2 separate regions of the Homo sapiens genome follow, and region 1 is linked to region 2. A link is an interaction called in ENCODE POLR2A ChIA-PET data of the cell type or tissue named here. Cell type or tissue: A673. All regions are shown on one strand. Each heading gives the region's core, and the rest is flanking DNA. Links, peaks and the distances in the headings are about the cores only. Region 1 overlaps FADS2 (fatty acid desaturase 2). Region 2 has its middle 40 kb from the start of SYT7.

Region 1 (4,383 bases), core at 107-4,106, 230 kb before region 2:
CCTATACCCCTGGATCCGAAGGCCAGAGATGCCTCCTCCTATAGTGTCCAGTCATACTTATTGCAGTCAGGAGGTCAAAGTGAGTTACAGAGGGAAGGGACCTTGGATGATGCCTAGGCCAGTGCCCCTCTCATCCAGGTGAGTAAAATGATTGTCCAAATCACAGGGAGAGCATGGATTCCTGAGGGAAGAGGCTGTGGGTGGGAACCAGGTCCACCCTGTCCCCAAGGCTTGCATCTTGGCGCCAATGGCCATGGTCACGGCACAACCAGCTGAAGAACCCCCAGAAACAGTCCCTTTGTTCTGTGTGGCCTCCTGAGCCTTGGCAAGGATCTCACTCATTCCCAGAAAGGACGGCCACTTGCAGGAAGACTATTATTAAGGCCAGGGCTGAGGCCGGCCATGGAGAGGTCCGAGCCAGGGAGGCCTCACAGGAGCCTTTCATGAGTCTCCAGTGGACGGAGTTGCTGGAGGAGCCAGCACTGCAGACGTTGCTCTCGAGGTGGCCAGTCTCGGGGCCTGCAGTGGCCCACAGAACAGGCCCCTGAGTCCTGCTCTAAGCTTCTCCCAGAGGCCAGGGAGCAGGCTCATAGCCCCAGCCTTGGCATGCAGTGTCTCCAGCTCTGCTCAAGAGCTCCTCCCCACCGCATCTCTGTCCCACAGAGCATCCCATCCCTCTCGGGCTGGGCCGGCTGTACTCGGAAGTGAGCACAGAGGGCAACCCAGGCAGGTCAGCAGGGGCCAGGGCATCCTATGGAGGGACTGAGGGCTGGCCACGCTGTTGTGGGGGCCTGGGAGGCACCTGGGGAGTCTGTTTGGAGCTGCATGTGCACAGTAGGCACCCTGTTCTCATGGGTGATGGTGGCCTGTGGGTGGACAACACAGGTTACAGGGGCTGCCTCTGCTGGTAAGCACTGCTGGCTTTAGTGTGCGTCCCTTCAATGCCCCAGAATGACCCTCGGGAGCCAGGGGGTCCTGCTTGCCAGGCAGCAGCAGGCCTCAGAGTGGGCCTCTGTGGGACGGTGAGCAAAATGCTCATCACAGTCACGCACGTGTATGTACATGCGTATGGTGACATACCACTACACATCTGTGCCCATCTCGATGGCCTCAGCTGCAGCGGCTCTGCTGGGGGATGGCCAATACTCCCCTCCCAAACCAGAAAGTACAACTGTGGGTTTGGGATACGAAGCCCTGCCCTGTGGCTAACTCTCTGCTCTCATCTTTCCCACGCTCAGTTCTTTGCCAGAGCTTTGCCGTTTAAGTCATGGGACCAGGGAAGGGAGGGAGAGGTATTTTAGAATGTAGCAAGCTAGGGGGGTGAGTGCCTGGCTGTTTAATTGATCAGAAAGCTGGGGCTACCCAACAAACATATTTCACAAGGGCCCCCAGGACTCCGAAGCTGTGGTTTGCAGCCAGATGGTTTGGGTTCGGACAGTGGTGTTGCCTTTTCCTTGCTGTTACCTTGAACAAGTCACTTCATGTCTCTTGGCCTTAGCTGTTCCATCCATGAAATGGGTCGATGACAGCTCCCGCCTCACGGGTTAAGCAAGGATTAAGTGACGTTGTGCACGCACACTGCCCATCACAGTGCCCGGTCCACAGACTCACTCAACAAGAGTCAGGCTTCTTCCCAACTGGGGGCTCAGAGCCCCAAGTGTGGGGAGTGGAGGACCCCACACATCTCCTCCTCCAGAGGAGTCCCCGTCACACACACAGAGAAAGCCCAAGAGGCAAGGAAGACACATGACTTTCACCTGGCTGGGCTGCGGCCAAGGGTGTGGGTGGCACACATGGACCTCCCCCTGATCAGCAACAGTGCCTTCCCAGGCTGCGGTTGACAGGCAGAGACGCAGGCCAGGGGCAAGGGAGGGAGTGCAGCCAGCCCTGGCGGCGGGGCTGACTCTCCTGTCCTCGGCCTCTCCATGCACCTCAAGGCCAGGCTTGGATGAGGGCCTGGGGGATGCCGGGCCATGTGGAGGGGACCTTTCAGCTTTGGAACAAAATGTCTGAGGAATGACAAGGGCCCTCCTTGTCCATCGAGGGTTGGGGGAGGGGAGCTGTCGCAAAGCCCAGTCTCTGCCTCTGGGAACCTGCAAACTCACACACAGAGAGAAACAGGCGGCACGACCTCCCCAGCAGGAGCAGAATGGCAAGGTCCCAGTCCAAGGTCCCCGAGAGGGCGGCATGTGTGTCCCAAGGCGGGATGGGTGGCTTAAGCCTGTTCATGAAGGTCTGCCTCAAGCAGGAAGCCCAGGAGGTTAGCTTCAGACAGTCAGAGCAGCAGAGGTGGTTTCCCGGATGGGAGGAGGAGGAGGATCTCAGGCACCGCACGGCTTCTGAGGCCCCTTTACACTGCTACCGGGATAATGGTCTCACCAGCCCCCTCAGAAAACGGGGATATGGCAAAAGAAGAACAAAACAAGGCTGCTGCCAATATCACCGCTATTAAACTCAGCTCTGAAATTTCCCGTCAATGCAATAAAACCCAAAGCAGAAAACAGAGTGGAGCTATTAGAAAGAAAGAGACTACTTCAACATCCAGATTAGAAAGAAAGAAGGAAAGGAAGGAAGGAAGGAAGGAAGGAAGGAAGGAAGGAAGGAAGGGAGGGAGGGAGGGAAGGGAGGGAGGGAGAGAAAGAAAGAGAGAGAGAAAGAAAGAAAGAGAAGAAAGAAAGAGTGACTACACTTTTTTTCTGTTTGTTTTGTTTTGTTTTGTTGTTGTTGTTGTTGTTGTTGTTTTGAGACGGAGTCTCACTCTGTCGCCCAGGCTGGAGTGCAGTGGTGCTATCTCAGCTCACTGCAACCTCCGCCTCCCAGGTTCAAGCGATTCTCTTGCCTCAGCCTCCAGAGTAGCCGAGACTACAGGCGTGTGCCACCATGCCCAGCTAATTTTTTGTATTTTTAGTAGAGACGGTGGTTTCATTGTGTTAGCCAAGATGGTCTCGATCTCCTGACCTCGTGATCCGCCAGCCTCGGCCTCCCAAAGTGCTGGGATTACAGATGTGAGCCACCACGCTGGGCCGAGAGACTACGTTTTCATTATTTTCTAGGATATGATCATCTACCCAGGAAACTCAAAAGAATCAACCGAAACACAACTAGAATTACGAAGAGACGTAAGTGGACACTAGCGGGACAAAAGATAACTATCCCATTCATTGGAAGGCCATGCAAACAAAAATTTAGAAAAAAAAGAAAATTAAGATAACTACCCCAATATCCACTGCTTTCCCGAGTACTGGAGAACCTCCAATCATAATGACAAAATATAAAACATATAAGGATTGCGTTTTAAAAGAAACATCCATGAGACATATAAAGAAGTACAGACCTTGGCCGGGCACAGTGGCTCATGCCTGTAATCCCAGCACTTTGGGAAGCTGAGGTAGGCGGATCACTTGAGGTCAGGAGTTCGAGACCAGCCTGGCCAACATGGTGAAACCCCATCTCTACTAAAAATACAAGAATTAGCCGGGCATGGTGGCGGGTGCCTGTAGTCCCAGCTACTCGGGAGGCTGAGGCAGAACGATGGCTTGAGCCCAGGAGGTTGAGGCTGCAGTGAACCGAGATTGCGCCACTACGCTCTAGCCAAGGTGACAGAGCATGACCTTGTCTCAAAAACAAAAACAAAAACAAAAAGAGAGAGAAAGAGAAGGGGAAAGGCACCCCACTACGAGCTTCCAATGAGTTAAGTGCCAAGGATGAATGAGTGTGAGTGTGGCCCCCAAGTCATCCAGACGGTGGCCTGGGAGAGGACAGACAGCCCAGCCCAGGCCAAGCCCGGGCTCAGGAGCACTCACTGCCTCATATGAAGAAGCAATGCCACCTCATGGGGGTGCCGGGAAAACTGGCCGACTCTGGAGAAAAGTGAAGGCCGAACATCATCCTACCCATATCCCATTTGGCAGAAGTTAAAGATTGAAACACAAAACCTTAAAGAACTGAAAATAATATGTATGAAGAACTTTCTAAGCACACAAGAAATGAATCTCTGGGTAAAGTGAATATACTTTGCTACATATGACAAAAAGAATCCTCCTGGACAGCATCAATAAGACCAAAATGCAGAAAACGAGGAAAAGGGCTTTACTGCGGAGCCCGCGCTATTCACAGTTCCACGTGCTGGGAGCCGCTTGGCAGGGCTGCTTTGCTTATCTGTCCCCAGAGATAGAAGCCCTGGCCGGCATCCTTGCTCTGGAGACTGGGATGGTGGCTTGAGGCCCTGGGACCTGGCCGCCCCACCTGGCCCTGCTGTGGTGTGTGGGACTGGCATGTGACAAGTCCCATCAGACCCACTGTCACTTCAGTCAAGAGACCAGGGTTCCTTCCAGGGCGGCCGGGTCCTGCGAGAGCCAGAGCACAGGTCAAAACACCAGGAAC
Region 2 (4,383 bases), core at 220-4,219:
GAATTTCCTTATGGCCAGCTGCTACACAGAAAAGCAGGGGAAGGTAAGAGTAATAGTTCTATTTTCTTTTCTTCTTCTTTTTTTTTTTTTCTTGAAACAGAATCTCTGTCACCCAGTCTGGAGTGAAATGGCACAATATCAGCTCACTGCAAACTTCACCTCCTGGGTTCAAGCGATTCTCCTACCTCAGCCTCCCAAGTAGCTGGGACTGCAGGCGTGCGCCACCATGCCTGGCTAATTTTTGTATTTTTAGTAGAGACGGAGCTTCACCATGTTAGCCAGGCTGGTCTCAAACTCCTGACCTCACGTCAGGCTGGATCTCAGCTCACTGCAACCTCTGCCTCCTGGGTTCAAGAGATTCTCCTGCTTCAGCCTCCTGAGTAGCTGGGACTACAGGCACACGCCACCACATCTGGCTAAGTTTTGTATTTTTAGTAGACACAGATTTCACTGTGGCCAGGCTGGTCTCAAACTCCTGACCTCACGTCATCCACCCGCCTCGGCTTCCCAAAGTACCGGGATTACAGGCATGAGCCACCACATCCGGCTCCCAATATTTCTACTTTCTATGACCTACCTTACGGAAGAGGAATTCTCATTTCTATGGCTGCCTTGGGGGAGAAAAGTGGGGACAGGTCAGAGAGAGAGAGAGATACTGCTTCTGAGGCTGCTTCTGAGACCTTCCAGTCTCCTTTAGCTCAAAGTACTCAGCATGCCACAGCACCATACTTTGGAATATCATTATCTCAGCCCCAATACGGGAAGATGCTTGAAAATGCACTGTGTTTGTTGCAGATCACAAGCAACATCCTATGAGAACGTGATTCCCATGCCAGGCCCCCCATCCAGACAGGCCTGGTTTTCTGGACCCCATGACTCAGGGCCCCAAGAGCCATGGGCTCACGGAAGCCCCAGAAACTTTATTTGACCCCTTTGGCATTCCTGGGTCGCTTCTTTGTCTCCTTTCCCAAAACACATGGTTGTGTGGTCTTATCTTGGCCACGATAACTACACAAGAACAAGAAGCTGCCATTCACTGAAGACACTACCATCTGCCCCCACAAGATCAGCACCCTAGGAGTGGACTGAACATGTGCCCTCTCCCCTTGGCTGAGACAGAAACAGAGGAGATGTGGCTCTTGGCTAAGGATTTAATGGAGCCCTTTCTGGGAACAGCCTTCTCTGTGCAGAACTGAGGGAGCAGTTGTTAGGGGCCCAAGCACCACTCTGCATGGTCATGCCACTTACTGGATCCAGGGCCAGCAGTGTTGAAAACAGGAGGTGGCTGGGAAATGTTCCCCTCTACCTTATGGCTCAGGCTCTGCTGTTCTGTCTCTGAGTCTTCTGTTTGCCTTCAGGAGCGGCTTGTGGTGTTCCCAGGGTATGGGAGTCCTGCCTGCGGAGGGAGATCTGCAGGTGAGCTAGGAGGGGCCGCCCAGATCCCTGACACTGCAAAGGCCAAGCCCACACCCTACCCCCCCATGCTGGGGCTGGAATGCCTTGGTCATTCCTCCTTACCCCGGTTGCTGGTAAGGTCCCTCCTGGTCCTGCCCCATACCTGGTGGGACTCACTTTCCAACACCCTGGGGGGAGGGGACATTCACACGGGCAAGGCAGGAAAAGGCGGCAAGTTTGAGGTTAAGAGAGCATGGGACAAATGAATGATTGGACCCAGAACCGCCTGGGTTTGATCTTGACTCCACCACCAGCTCTGGGAGCTGCCCAGTGACTTGACCTCTCTGAGCCTCAGTTTCCTCATCTGGATAACAAGAAAATTCATAATACCTTCCTCCTAGGGCTGTTATGAGTATTAAACGAATTAACACATGTCAAAGTTCAGGATGGTGAGTGGCGCATAAAACCTGCTCAGAGAAGATAGCTGTTAGTATTAGTATCAGTGTTAGTATTATTGTTAAAGTATTTCTTTTTTTTTTTTTTTTTTGAGATGGAGTCTCGCTCTGTCGCCCAGGCTGGAGTGCAGTGGCACAATCTCAGCTTACTACAGCCTCTGCCTCCCGGGTAGCTGGGATTACAGGTGCCCACCACCACATCTGGCTAATTTTTTTGTATTTTTAGTAGAGATAGGGTTTCATCATGTTGGCTAGGCTGGTCTTGAACTCCTAACCTCAGGTGATCCGCCTGTCTTGGCCTCCCAAAGTGCAGGGATTACAGGCATGAGCCACTGTGCCTGGATTGTTACAGTATTTCAAGAGATAAACTCAAACTCAGTGAGCCCCCTCAGGGAAGAGAACTAGTGAGGAATTAACTTCTGAAATGCCACCCCAGACATGCTCTCTCTAGCACACACCTTGAAGTATTACTCCGCACCCCTGTAAAGTTGTCTAATCACTCCAGCCCACCGGGAAGAGGGTCTCATCCTGTTTAGGGAGGTGGAGGAGTGTAGTGGTTTTGAGTGCAGACTTTGGGGCCAGACTGCCTGAGTCTGAATCTGAGCTCTGCACTGTTGGAAGGTTCCTTAACCCTCTGTTTCTTTGTTTCCTCACTTGTGGCATGGGAAGACGCAAGCACCTGCCTGGGAGGTTTAAGTGAGATCATGTGTGCCTGGTGAGCCCTGATGACAGCCTGGCATTGGTGGCACTGTGGACTAGGGGCTGGGTGCGGGAAGGTTGGGGCTGCCACAGGCCACCCCCGCTGGTGTCCCTAAGGGGTTGTGCCCTGGAACTCCAGTGTGACCAAGAGGGGGAGGGTGGTAAAGCCACATCATAACTTCCTCGTAGGCTCCTCTCTCCGAAGAGCCCTCGAAGCAGAGGGGCCCGAGTGGCTGCCTCAGGTGACCAGAGAGGTTCAGGCTCTGTCCAGCTCCCTCCAAGCTGGAGGCTGCTGACTGTGCAGGGCACAGGGTGGGGCACGCTGGTCCCCATTCGGTCATCTCATTCAAGCCTCCCTCTACCTACCTCCAGGAGGCTGGCATTTACTGCCCCATTCTGCAGACGAGGGACTAAGGCCCAGAGACCCAGACATGGCGGTATCAATTCCAGGCCTGACTGATCCTGGAGCGGCCCCATTCCTCACCAGGACATCCCTGGCATCCCCACTCTGGGATGAAGCCACTGTCTCCCATCTCAGGTACAGAGCCAGCCATGCACACTTTCCTTCCTTCCAGGTCTAATTTTCCATCCCAGCTAACTTTTCTGTTCCCACTTGCTGGCTCTCCCTTTCTCTATGTATCTGAAAGCTCACCCCTGTAATCCCAGCACTTTGGGAGGCCGAGGCGGGCAGATCACTTGAGGTCAGGAGTTCAAGACCAGCCTGGCCAACATGGCAAAACCCTGTCTCTACTGAAAATACAAAAATTAGCTGGACATGGTGGCATGCCTGTAATCCCAGCTTCTGGGGAGGCTGAGGTGGGAGGATTGCTTGAACCTGGGAGGTGGAGGTTGCAGTGAGCCAAGCTCGTGCCACTGTACTCCAGCCTGGGCAACAGAGCGAGACTCCATCTCAAAAAAAAAAAAAAAGATCAGTGAGTGATTTTTCATGCCTATGGACTCCGTCATGGAACCTCAGAGACTCACAGAGGTAAAAAGCAAGCCCTCCCTTCTAGAACTTGTCCAGGAGCTGGGGAGGAGGTTATGGTCTGGAATAGACATTCTGCAGCCCGGGAGGTTGGAGAGATCTGCCCTGGAGACAGCCAGGAGGGCTTCCTGGAGGTGGTGGACCTTGAGACGGGTTTGGAAGAGGTGGGGCCTTTTGGCCAAAACAATTCATGAAAGGCAACGAATGCCTGCAGACCTGGGATCAGATCTCAGCCTTGCTGCCACCTAGCTGGGTAACCTTGGTCCTGGTAATTAACCTGTCTTTGCCTCAATGTCCCCATCTGGAACAGAGGCATCAAGTCATTGATGAAGGAGTGTGACTTCCTGGCATGAGCACTGAGTCCAGAGGCTTGGGTCCCCACTGCACTAACAGGTCAAGCAACTTTGATAATGGATGTGGCTGAGCTGATTGGTGCTTGCTTGGTGCTGCATGCTTTACATGTATTATCTCATTTAAATGTCACAGTCACCTTACTTGAGAGGTCTCCATTTCTCAGATGAGGAAGCATGTCCAGAGAAGTCTGGTGACTTCCCCAAGGTCACACAGTTGGCATGTGTCAGAGAGGGTGTCTGTCAGATTCTCGAGCTCATGCCCCTAACATTCTGGACACTTTGACCGACCCTCCCTCTCAGGCTTCACCATCATTAAAAAGGGCAGGGGGTGGGCAGGTGACATTCTGCTCCATCACAGCTCACAGCCCAGCTGCCTGCTGCAGCAGGAAGGGTCCCTGCTGGAGCCCAGTGCCCTCGCCCGGCCTTTCAGCAACTTCCCTGAGGCCTCCACCCCCAGGATGGTGAGAAGTCGTGCCTGGGGGCTCTTTTCCTGCCT

What was found. ChIA-PET counts read pairs that join two places held together with the same protein. Peaks named below come from ENCODE experiments on the same cell type or tissue, not always from the same donor. Only the 100,000 strongest peaks of a DNase experiment are listed, where the experiment ranks them.
Region 1: POLR2A ChIA-PET joins it to region 2 with 9 read pairs; 2 of 35 experiments call an interaction of 5 or more read pairs at or near these places.

The regions. Positions count from the first base shown.
Region 1 is chr11:61,851,515-61,855,897 of GRCh38, reverse strand. All of the region lies in intron 5 of FADS2 (fatty acid desaturase 2), which reads right to left. Among named protein-coding and RNA genes, the nearest start is that of MIR6746, 25 kb to the left of the region's middle. In A673, for the core only: no CTCF peak of the experiment used is centred there; a DNase peak (open chromatin) is centred at 2,397; H3K27ac peaks cover 4,000 bases.
Region 2 is chr11:61,619,334-61,623,716 of GRCh38, reverse strand. It overlaps the pseudogene RPLP0P2. Among named protein-coding and RNA genes, the nearest start is that of SYT7, 40 kb to the right of the region's middle. In A673, for the core only: no CTCF peak of the experiment used is centred there; no DNase peak of the experiment used is centred there.